Linked DNA regions of Homo sapiens: regions 2 and 3 are each linked to region 1. A link is an interaction called in ENCODE POLR2A ChIA-PET data of the cell type or tissue named here. Cell type or tissue: GM12878. All regions are shown on one strand.

Evidence for each region. Peaks named below come from ENCODE experiments on the same cell type or tissue, not always from the same donor. Only the 100,000 strongest peaks of a DNase experiment are listed, where the experiment ranks them.
Region 2: POLR2A ChIA-PET joins it to region 1 with 5 read pairs; 5 of 35 experiments call an interaction of 5 or more read pairs at or near these places.
Region 3: POLR2A ChIA-PET joins it to region 1 with 5 read pairs; 6 of 35 experiments call an interaction of 5 or more read pairs at or near these places.

Annotation. Positions count from the first base shown.
Region 1 is chr10:74,155,288-74,159,287 of GRCh38, forward strand. The region is part of intron 1 of ADK (adenosine kinase); the gene reads left to right. Among named protein-coding and RNA genes, the nearest start is that of ADK, 6.1 kb to the left of the region's middle. In GM12878, no CTCF peak of the experiment used is centred here; no DNase peak of the experiment used is centred here; H3K4me3 peaks cover 1,242 bases; H3K27ac peaks cover 667 bases.
Region 2 is chr10:74,060,658-74,064,657 of GRCh38, forward strand. All of the region lies in intron 2 of VCL (vinculin), which reads left to right. Among named protein-coding and RNA genes, the nearest start is that of VCL, 65 kb to the left of the region's middle. In GM12878, no CTCF peak of the experiment used is centred here; no DNase peak of the experiment used is centred here.
Region 3 is chr10:74,248,798-74,252,797 of GRCh38, forward strand. All of the region lies in intron 3 of ADK (adenosine kinase), which reads left to right. LOC124902456 (a long non-coding RNA gene) reads left to right here. Exons shown (of 2, transcript XR_007062198.1): 2 at 1-4,000. Among named protein-coding and RNA genes, the nearest start is that of ADK, 100 kb to the left of the region's middle. In GM12878, no CTCF peak of the experiment used is centred here; no DNase peak of the experiment used is centred here.

The DNA.
Region 1 (4,000 bases):
GTCTGGGCAACAAAATGAGACCCTCGAATCTTTAAAAAAAACGAAACAAAAACTAGCTGGACATGGTGGCATAAGCCTGTGGTCCCAGCTACACAGGAGGCTGAGGCAGGAGGATTCCTTGGCTTCCCAAAGTGCTGGGATTACACGTGTGAGCCACCAAGCCTGGCCTTAATTAATGTTTGTTGCATAGAGTGGCACTGATAACTTTCATTTTTCTAGACCCTATATATATATTTTTTTGTTTGTTTGTTTTTGTTTTTGAGACAGAGTCTCGCTCTGTCGCCCAGGCTGGAGTGCAGTGGCACAGTCTCGGCTCACTGCAAGCTCCGCTTCCCGGGTTCATGCCATTCTCCTGCCTCAGCCTCTGAGTAGCTGGGACTACAGGCGCCTGCCATCACGCCCGGCCAATTTTTTGTATTTTTAATAGAGACGGGGTTTAGTAGAGACGTGTTAGCCGGGATGGTCTTGATCGCCTGACCTCGTGATCCACCCGCCTCAGCCTCCCAAAGTGCTGGATTACAGGGGTGAGCCACCGTGCCCGGCGACCCTATACTTTTAATAATGCAGCCTAAAATTGAGCTTTGCTACTATTTTCTTTTTTCATCATGATAATCTACTATTGAAAGAGTTTGGTTATTTTTGGATGATATTGCATGCCTTTTACTTATATTCGCAAATTTAATCCTTTAAGATTAAGGCTTTGGGCTATGAAGGAATGGAAAACAAAAGTCCCCTAATGCACTTAGTATGAATGCCTTAATAAGATCCTTTCCTGGGCAATATATACTAGTGCAGCGTGAGGGTGGTAGAGAGAGCCAGAGGAAAGCTTGCATGGATGGTTCTGGGTATCCAGGGACAAGCATGGAAGTGCTTGAAACTCAGGGAAAGTGGGAAGGGCCTTAGGAAAACAAGGGGCATTGAAGACTATGTTTCTTATTTTGGGTACAGGCCTAGACTGAATATTCAGCCTCAAATAAAACATGAGGCTGATGTGCTGCTTTTTTTTACCTGGAATATGTCTTTGCTTTACTTCCATCAATTAAAATCCTGGCCACATGGTGTGGCTCATGCCTGTAATCCCAGCACTTTGGGAGGCCAAGGTGGGAGGATTGCTTGAGGCCAGGAGTTCTAGACTGGCCTGGGCAACATAGTGAGACCCTAGCTCTACAAAAATAAACTTAGCCAGGCATGGCAGCAGGTTCCTGTTGTCCCAACCACTCTGGAAGCTGAGGCACTGGCACTACTACATTCCAGCCTGGGTAACAGCAAGACTCTGTCTCAAAAAAAGAAAACAAAATATCTTTCCTGTGTCCAAAGTGTTTACAGTTAGGTGGGGGAAAAAAAGTATCAAAATTTTAAAGAGCATTCTGGTCAGAATGGATCCCAGTAGAGCAGTGGTTAAGAGCATGGTCTCTGGCATCAGCTATCTGGTTTGACCCTTGATCCTTATTAGCTAGTGATCTCGGGAAGATTGGCTACTTGCCCCATACCTCTTTTCTCACCTGTAAAATGGGTATAGTAATAGTACGAACCTCATAAGGATGTTGAGAGGGAAACGCAGCAATTAAAAATTTAAAAAGGAAAGGAAAAGATATAGATATACTCAAGAACAAGATAAACATCTCCAGGGACCAAGAACAGAAAAGAAACATGCAGTTAGACTCTGGGTTCAGGAGCTAGTAGAAATAACATGTAGGGGACCTAGGGTCAGATGCTCTGTATGAAACTGAAGCTGGGCTGAGACTGGATGAAAGAGGGCTGAAAACATCTGCTCTTGGCTGTTGCTTTAAAAAGCTGTGGACCTGGAGTGAAGATGCAGAAGTGGCTGAGCTGCCAGATGGCTCAGAGTCAGGAACTGTGGTTTCCCCACTATCAGCTAGTACAAGAGCACCAAGCTTGGAGGTCGTGGACTCTGGAAGAGGGGTGGCCTATCACAGAACCCCTGGGAAAAGAGGGAATGTCTGAGCCTATAAACACACGAGGAAGACCATTACTTAGAAAATTAACACAGTTACCAAGAGATAAATTCACAAAAAATCTGATGGAAATATGGGTAATTTCAAAACAATTGTAAGTATTTTAAAGATCCTTAAAAAAGATAAAAGAAATAATGGTCATAAAAAAACATGAATCAAAAATAGGTAGATATGAAATAGATGGCTATATTAAAGAAAAAATGGAATTATTGAAATTAAAAAAAAAATAGGTCAGTTGAACTCTAGACCAGACAAATTTGAAGGGAAAATTAATGAATTGGAAGAAAGTACCCAGATGTATCACAGAGAAATAAATAGGAATTAACAAATATGAGCTGGGCGTGATGGCTCATGCCGGTAATTCCAGTACTTTGGGAGGCCAAGGCGGGCAGATCACCTGAGGTTGGGAATTTGAGACCAGCCTGACCAACATGGAGAAACTCCATCTTTACTAAAAAAAAAAAAAAAAAAATACAAAATTAGCTGGATGTGGTGGTCCATGCCTATAATCCCAGCTACTCAGGAGGCTGAGGCAGGAGAATCTCTTGAACCCGGGAAGTGGAGGTTGGGGTGAGCCGAGATCGTGCCATTGCACTCCAGCCTGGGCAACAGCGCAACTCCATAAATTGAGAGGCACCAACTTACATCTAACTGGGAGTTCCAAAAAGAGGAAATAATGTGAATGGTGGAGAAGCCAGGTTGGAAGAGCTGATGGCTGAGAATTTACCAAAATTTAAGAAAGACCAGTTCTCAGCTTGAAAGGGCATTATATGTATCTAGTAAGATGGAAACAAAAATATAAACTAAAACTTCAGAGATTTTCTTGCTAATTATATTAATGTATCTATTATAGAAAGACTGAAAATTTAGACACTCCAAATTTAATAGTGGGCATCTTTAGGTGGAAGAATTATGAGGTTTAAAAAAAAACTTGTATTTTCCAATGTTTCTACACTGAACATATTAGGAATCTTGCTTTTAAGTTGGAGAGACTTGAAGTACACTGAATATATAAGTGGCCAAGTGCTGTGTGGCTAAATATTATCTTTACAGAATGGACCTCTGGGATACCAAATACCTCTGAAACTTGGTAACATAATTATTATGACTTTATTGTAGGCTATAATCTTTTAAGCTATATTTCTGAAATCCCAAAGCTCTGGAAGCTGGAAGTTTTTTAAAAAGTTTGAGATGAATTAATTTGGCAGCAAAATTTGAACTGATGTAAAGGTGTCAGTAGTATTTATTTGTCTGACACAAATGTATATGCTTTGCTATGGAAATATTAGGCTGTTAATGACATGCCACATGAATTCCTCCTGGGTGTTCTACAAAATATATAGTGCAGTGTTACCTTCCTAAAATCCATAAAATTCTGAATTCCAAAACATACCCTGCCCCAAGGATTTAAGAAAGGGTTTGTGGACTTTTATTACTTATTTATAGTTTACTTTTAAAAGTTGGCTACTGTGCAGGAACAATAATTTCTCATCAGAGTTAGTTCCTAGATTTTTTTCTCTAGTCACTGTTCTGCACTTCTATGATACTAAGTAGATGCTCATTTCAAAGATACTTTTTGGCTAGCTCTACTGTAATACCAGTACAGTTGATGTCACTGAGTTATTAGGCTTTTCTTCCTCTCCAGTAGTAACTGAAAAGACAGACTTCTCTTCAACTTTTGGACTTGAAGATTTGGAAGGCTGTTTTACAAAATGGTCTCCCAAACTGAAGTTTCACATACTGCTTGAAGAAGATACATTCTGATGATTTATCAAAGCAGATTTAGAGTTTTTGCTCTCATTTATGTGTATTATTTCTGATGTTGTTTGTACTTTTGGCTTCGTACCATTTCTTTAAAAATTTGGTTCATACACTTCAGATCTAGAAGCAATGTGATTAGCCTTTGATATAAGAACATCTGAGTTTCTATTTGCATTTTTACTTTCATTGCATGCATGCTGACTTTAGTATTTTCTTTACAATTTAGAAGATATATATGTATAGCAATTATGTAAGAAATTCTT
Region 2 (4,000 bases), 95 kb before region 1:
AAAAAAAAAAAAAAAGAAAAAGAAAAAGAAGAAAAAAGACTTGTGGTAGTCTTTTTATAATCTCTAAATGGATTTTCCTCTTCTTTGGCATACATTTAATCTTCTTGGTTAGTGATAATTGAAATCACATGGAACTGAGGAATTTGTGCTCTTTTTTTCTTACAAAATAATTACTCATACTCAAGGTCTTCTCCTAAATTGTCTCAAATTAGAGTAGGTGGTAATTCTGGGAAGAATGTATTAGAGGGTCATGAGTGAGCATATTTCGAGATCCCATAAGGCTGTCATTGGTCCATTTGATATATAGCATAAGATTTTTTTTCTAGCAATTTAGGTTGAAGATTCAAAGGGAGAGAGAAGTACTAGTTGATTGATTTAAATTATCTAATTAAATATTATTAGTATATAGTTAAGATATACAATTATTTAGGAAACTGACCTTATGCCTACTTTCATTCTTTAAATACTTTTTAAAAATTCAGATTTCTATTAAAATGTGCAAGATCACTTTAAGAAGCTAGGGAGCTTGAATGTTTAAATAAAATCCAATTTTCCATACACAAGACAGACTTCTTCCTGTTTCTGACTGCTGGTTAGTCTTAGTGGGATTTGTTTGGCTTTTATGAATGCCATTAAATTTTAATGTGCAGATCAGATGTCTTATTGTATAAAAAAATGGTTCAGTCTCTGTTTTGGACCTATCATTTTACCACACAAGGGAACCATTAGTGATAATCAATTTTATTCCTGTAAACCTTTTCAATTTCATCTTTTTCAGTTTCCTTTCTCCATAATGGTCATTCTTGTCATTTTTTTTCCAAATTTGAAAAACTTATACAGTAACTGGATTTCATAAATAGATATATCACAAGACTTGTAGTTGGTGATGCTTTTGTTTGTTGGCTATAATTTCATAAATGTTCAAGTTTCCTGGAAACAATTTCTTTAAATATTACCCTACCACTACCTTCTCTCCTTTGGAAACTTTAATTACACATATATTAGGTTGCTTGGAGTTGTCCCACAGTTCACTGATGCCATTTGTTTTTCAAAATCTTTTTTCACCCTGTTTTATTTTGGATAGTCTTTATTGCTATGACTTCAATTTCACTATTTTTTCCCCTGCAATATCTAATCTGCTAGTAATTCACAGTGTATTTTTATATCTCAGACATATCTTTCGTATCTAGTTGTTCTATTTGGGTCTTTTTCTCTATCTTCCATTTATCTAACTAGGGTAACCAATCTACTTTTTTTTTTTTTTTTGAGACAGGATCTTGCTGGGTCACTCAGGATGGAGTGCAATCACGGCCCACTGCAGCCTCAACCTCCTGGGCCCAAGTGATCCTCCCACCTCAGCCTCAAGAGTAGCTGGGGCTACAGGCGCACAACACCATGCCATTACATTTTTTATTTTTATTTTTTGAGATGGGGTCTTACTCTGTTGCCCAGGCTGGAGTGCAGTGGCACAATCACGGCTCACTGCATCCTCAACTTCCCTGGGTTTAGGTGATCCAGCCACCTCAGCCTCCTGAGTAGCTGGGACTATAGGAGTGCACCACCACACATGGCTAATTTTTTATTTTTTGTAAAAATGGGGTTTTGCCATGCTGCCCAGGCTGGTCTTGAACTCCTGAGCTCAAGAGATCCTCCTGCCTCAGCCTCCCAAAGTGCTAGGATTACAGGTGTGAGCCACCATGCCTGGCCTGATTTTTTTTTTTTTTTTTTTGTAGAGATGGAGTCTTGCTATATTGCCCAGGCTGGCCTTGAACTCCTGGCCTCAAGCAATCCTTCTGCCTCAGCCTCCCAGACCATGGTATTAGGCACTGTGCCCAGCTCAATCTTTACTTTTGTTTTTTGAACATGTGGAGTACAGTTATGACCATTTTAATGTTCTTATATACTGATTCTGTCATCTTTGTCATTTCTAGGTCGGTTTTGTTTTGAAATAGGGTCTTATTCTGTCACCCAGTATGGGATGTGGTAGTGCGATAATGGCTCACTGCAGCCTTGGCCTCTTGGGCTCAAGTGATTCTCCCACTTTAGCCTCCTGAGTAGCTGGGACCACAGGTACTTACCACTGTTCCTGGCTAATTTTTAAATTTTTTGTAGAGACAAGGTCTTCCTTGGCCGGGTGCAGTGGCTTACACCTATAATCCCAACACTTTGGGAGGCTGAGGCGGGTGGATCACTTGAGGCCAGGAGTTCGAGACCAGCCTGGCCATCATGATACCCCGTCGCTACTAAAAATATAAAAATTAGCCAGCTGTGGTGTGGTAGCACACACTTGTAATCCCGGCTACCTGGGAGGCTGAGGCACAAGAATCCTTTGAACCCAAGAGGTGGAGGTTGCTTTGAGCCGAGATCGCACCACTGCACTCCAGCCTGGGCGACACAGCCAGACTTTGTCTAAAAAAAAGAAGACAGGGTCTCCCTGAGTTGCCCAGGCTGGTCTTGAACTCCTGGCCTCAAGCAGTCCTCCTCTCATCCTCAGCCTCCTAAAGTGTTGGGATTACAGGCATGAGCCATGACACCAGGCCCGAGGTTGGTTTTGAATGATTGACTTTTCTCTTCATTATTGGCGGTATTTTCATGCCTTCTTGTATACCTGATAATTTTTGACTGGATGAGAGTTTCCTCTTATTGCTGTGACAAGTCACCAGAAACTTTGTGGTTTAAAACAACACAAATTTATTATCTTACAGTTCTGGAAGCCAGAAGTCCAAAGTGAGTCAGCAGGGCCACATTCTTTCTGGAAACTCTAGAAAAGACTCTGTTTCTTCACCTTTTCCAGCTTCTAGAGGCTGCCTGCTTTCCTTGGCTTGTAGCCCCACATTACTCCAGTCTCTGCTTTCATTATCATACCTCCTTCTCTCCTGCTTCCATTGCCATGTCAGTGAAATAATGCCCTCAGTTTGCTAATAAAATAACTGTCAACTTAGAATTCTGTACTGCTATAATAGTCTTTGAAGAATGAGGACAAAACAGACATTATCAAACAAAAACTGATACATTTTGTCACCAGCAGACTTTTACTAGAGGAAATCCTAAAGAATGTACTTCAGACAAGTCCGCTGATCCCAGATGTAAGCCTGAAATACAAGAGGGAATGATGAGCCAAGATACTGGACAGTTTGTTGGTAAATGTAGATAAGTGTTGATGTATATAATAATGGGATGTTTTTACTCAACGCTTCTGATACCAGATGTATGGCTTTTTTTTTCCACACCAACAACCAGTCTTCCAACTCTTCAGACACCAACTTGGTATTCAGCAGCGCAATTCAATTCTGACACTAACTATCCAGAGTTAGTGTCAGACTCCACAGGTTTAAGTGCTTAGTCCCATAAAACTATCCTCACTTCAGATACCAGTCACAAGTATTGGGTGCCTGGTATACCCACACTTCTGTCTGACTTTACTACAAAGTTGGGAGTTCCTACAACTCCCCGCTTTCGGGTTTGTTAATTCGCTAGAATGGCTCACATAACTCACAGAAATACTTTACTCAAATAGTTACCAGTTTATTATAAAGGATACAACCCAGGAACAGCCAAATGGAAGAGATGCATAGGGCAAGATATGATGAGGAAGATTTCATGCTGCCTGGGTGCACCACCTCCCAGCACCCAGATGTGTTCACCAACTCAGAAACTCTCTGACCATGCCTTGATGTTTCTGGAACCAGCTCCCGTTTTGAAGCTATCTAGGGTCCCCCAGCCACTAGTCATCTTATTAGCATACAAAAGACACTTTTTTTTTTTTGAGACAGGATCCAGCTCTGTCACCCACACTGGAGTGCAGTGGCATGATCATAGCTCACTACAGCCTTGATATCCTGGACTCAAGCACTCCTCCTGCCTCAGCCTCCTGAGTAGCTAGGACTACAGGTGTGAGCCACCGTGCCTGCCTATCTTTTTAAAATTTTTAGTAGAGATGAGATCTTGCTCTGTTACCCAGGCTCGTCTGGAACTCCTAAGCTCAAGTGATCCTCCTGCC
Region 3 (4,000 bases), 94 kb after region 1:
CACCATGATCACTGACATCAATTCTCCTTGAAGGAGGATGAGTTTTGTTTGTTCATTTTATTGCAAACCATTTGAAGAGATGATAGATTGGTAGCAGAAATTTGGCAGAGAAAAGGATGATAAACATTAGAAAGGAGGATAAAGCCCACTGGAAGACATAAATGAATTGATGATATTTTGGTGTATATTTTCTCATTGCTTTATGATTATAAATATTTTCTGCTGCTTTTTGCCACTATCTATTTTTCATGTCTTCCAATAAAGTATTCCATGGCCAAAATTTGTGTGAAATTCTCTTCGGTTGTTGCTGGTTTTACAAGTTATAGGGTTCTTTGGAATATAATTACTGAAATGATGACTACACTAAAACATATTTCTTCTTAATTTAACAAAGTATTTAGTGGGAGGAAGGCTCTAGCTTTTCTTATTTTCTTTAATGTTTTTTAGGCATGCTAGAGGAAAATAGTGTTCTTACTATTAGTTTTGAACATTTTTTATGACTATAGAGTTGAAAGCCCAAAACACTAGAAGTAAATGGATCATTGCAAAATATTTGTTTTGTTTTCATTTGTGAGTGGGGCATTCGTGTGTCACTGTGTCTATGCTTCTATTTTTCTCTGTATATAGTTTATATCCTTAAGACTTTCAGAAAGAAATTGAGATGTTATGTTGTTTTATTGTATATGCATGTACATGCATACACACACACACACACACACACACACACACAGTTTTATTTGTTCATCATATATTTAAGGCCTGACATAGGTCTTACAAAGTTCAATTACTATAGGGCTTAAGTAGGAAATGAATGGTAAAATGAGCCAATTTGAAGCAATAAATACTGATTGATAGATTATCACCTTCTTCCAAATAAGATATGTGGCATCGTAGAATCTTGCTCTTAGATACACAGATATGTGTGATGTTTAAATAGTTGAGAAATTCAACCAGAAATGAATGAAAGGGTTTTCCCGTTATCCTGTCATACGCAAATTACCAGATCATTCAGTTCTTCAATTTATCAATTCATGTATTTATTCATTTAACTAATATTTGTTAGTTTTATACTATGTGTAAAGCCCTATTTTAGACACTGAATACAGTGCCAGACAGTAATTTTCCTGCACTCATAGTTTATACTCTAATAGAGAATGTAGAATTGAGCTTTAAATTTCCTATTCAATAAGTATTTTTAGTAATATGTGAAGTACAAGAGCTTCTGAAGACTTATTGCGCCACTCTCTCCCTATTCATCCATTTACCAGTTGTTACTGAATGCTTACTCTATGTACTAGAAATGCAGAGATGAGTAAGATACAACCTGGCCCTGAAAAAAATTCAGTCTATTTGGAGTTATAGACAGGCAGTAACTAGCTATTATATAGTGTGATGATGGCTATGATATAATTACAAATAATATTCTGCAAGAACAGTAATTTTCTCTAGCTGTGAGGTATGCAAGAAGCTATCATAGAGAACTAATATTTGAGGATGAGTAGAAATAGTCGGGTATAGGGAGATCAAAGGAGAAGTTACTCCTATTCCCCAAATAGAGGGTTCTTCATGAACACACAGAAGTAGGCAAGGTCTGTTTGGAGAATGGTGAGATATTGTGTAGTTTGGGTAAAACACTGGGTATGTCATGGAGGGAGAGGTAAAAGAAGAAGCTACAACGTAGGTTCAGGCCGAATTGTGAAAAGTTTTATATACAAGGTTAAAGTTGGCTTTTTATTTTACAGTTAGTTGGGGACCTGTGGAAGATTTTTCAGCAGGCAAACATACTTAGTCTGCAGTTTACAAAGATAGTTGATAGAATACAGGATGAAGTAGTGAGAAGTTGAGGCTATGGAAAGGCAGGTATACCAGTTTGAAAACTTCATAATAGATATGAATGAAATAATGAGGGTCTCTTATAGGGTAGTAGTAGTAGTGACTTTAGAACACAGGGATGGATTAAAAATCAAATTCAGAGGTATTTTTGTTTTGCTTCATTTTTTTGAGACAGGGTCTTGCTCTGTCACCCATGCTGGAGTGCAGTGACATGATCACAGCTCACTGCAGCTAGGGCTACAGATGTGTGCCACCATGGCTGGCCAATTTTTTATTTTTATTTTTATTTTTGGTAGAGACAAGGTCTCATTATGTTGCCCAGGCTGGTCTTAAAATCCTGAGCTCAAGCGATTCTTCCATCTCAGTCTCCCAAATTGCTAGGATTACAAGCATGAGCCACCATGCCTGGTCCAGAGTTAGAACTGACAGGATTTAGTGAGTGATCCATATGGAGAGAGGGCGTTGAAAAAGATTTTGAAGTTTTGTGTTTAGTGTCTGCATAATTAAATGCTGGTACTATTAACTTCAAAAGGAAAAGCAATATGGTTGAGGGAAGCAATGAATTTGGTTTTGTAATATTGAGGGCAGGAGTAAACCTAAGGGAATGTTGGAGGCATTTAAATTCTAAGTGGAGGAGATGCCTATTCAAGAGAAAGGAGGAGGAGTAGGGGGAAGAGATAGCTGTTCAGTGTGTCATTAAACCTCTCAAATCCTCAGTTTGTTATTTATCATATATTGGAGGTAGAATCAATAATTTTTCTGGTTTTGAAATAACCTGTGTTTTAGTTATCACAAATTCTAAATTAGTAGTACAAAAATTATAATAATTATAGTTTATATGTTATAGACTGATGATAATATTTATTGATTACTTCCTGTGAAGTTTAGGTAAAATGCTAAGCATTTTGCATTCATCATCCATTTAATTCTCCTAGCAATATGAGTTAAATATTATTACTATCTGGATTTTCAGAAAAGGGAAGATAACTTGACCAAGATTGTTACAGCAAATAAGTGGTGGATGGGTATTCAAACCCAGGACAATCTGACATTAAAACTCAAGCTTTTAACCACTATATTATTTGCCTGTCTTGTAGAACATAAGAGTTGTAATGAATCTAAAACATCATCTAGCCCTTTCCTGTAATCAGATTTATGTCATAGCTAAGGTCTGTAATTAATGTCAAAATTAGCTATCCAATTTACTTAATAAGAAGCTTACTCCACAGCCATTCATTACTGCTGTTTTCCTTGTGGCAGATACTTTTTTTTTTTTTTTTTTTTTTGTCGACTCACCTCTTTACCGTGTGATGTGAGTAAATTCTGTATAGTCTAGGCCACTCATGATTATCCCATTTTTCTTGCTAGTCATTAATTAAGACCTGAACATAGGACTGATATCTGACCAATAACTCATTTGTGGCCAATGAGACATGAGGGGAGGTTTGGTGGAGGGGCTTCTTGGAAAGGTAACACCTCCTCTCCCCTCATTTTTGGATGTTTCTATCTAGATGGGTTCTTGGAATTGTGAGAGCTATCTTGGAATTATTTGGGGCCTAGGTCAGGATAAAACCAAAACACTGGATGGCACAGTGAAAAGATGGTGAGAACTTGGATCCTTAATGATCTTGTTGAACTTCTAAATTACCCATTCCTAAAGCTATTGTGCCTCAGGACTAGGTCTTACATGAAATTAGAGGGAATTTATTAGGCTGTGTGAAACAAGGACTTTTTAAGGCTACTAACAGTTTTTTTCTTTTAAACGATACTTATCACTGAAAGAAACCTAACTGGGATCTGCAGTGTTTATCTTTGTCTGAAGTAAATAGAAAGGCACTGTAGGGCTTGCATTACTGTTGAGACACAATTAAAACAGGAATAGAAGACAATTTTTGTGTCACTGCACCTAATTTAATTGGTGTAGAAGTTGGAGATGATCATGCTCTAGAAAACAGATCTTATATATGTTAAAGGTAGCAAAGTGTCATTGAGGAAATGAGTCTGATTATTCTGACAGTTTCTGTAGGTAAAAGGAATAGAAAGTAAGTGTTCAGATTAGGTTAGGAAATAGAAATGGATTTAGTTTGTAGACAGTTAACCTACGTTTCAGGGTCCTTCCAAGACTCTGGAAGAATCTCAAGCAATGTGTTAACATAATATTTTGGGT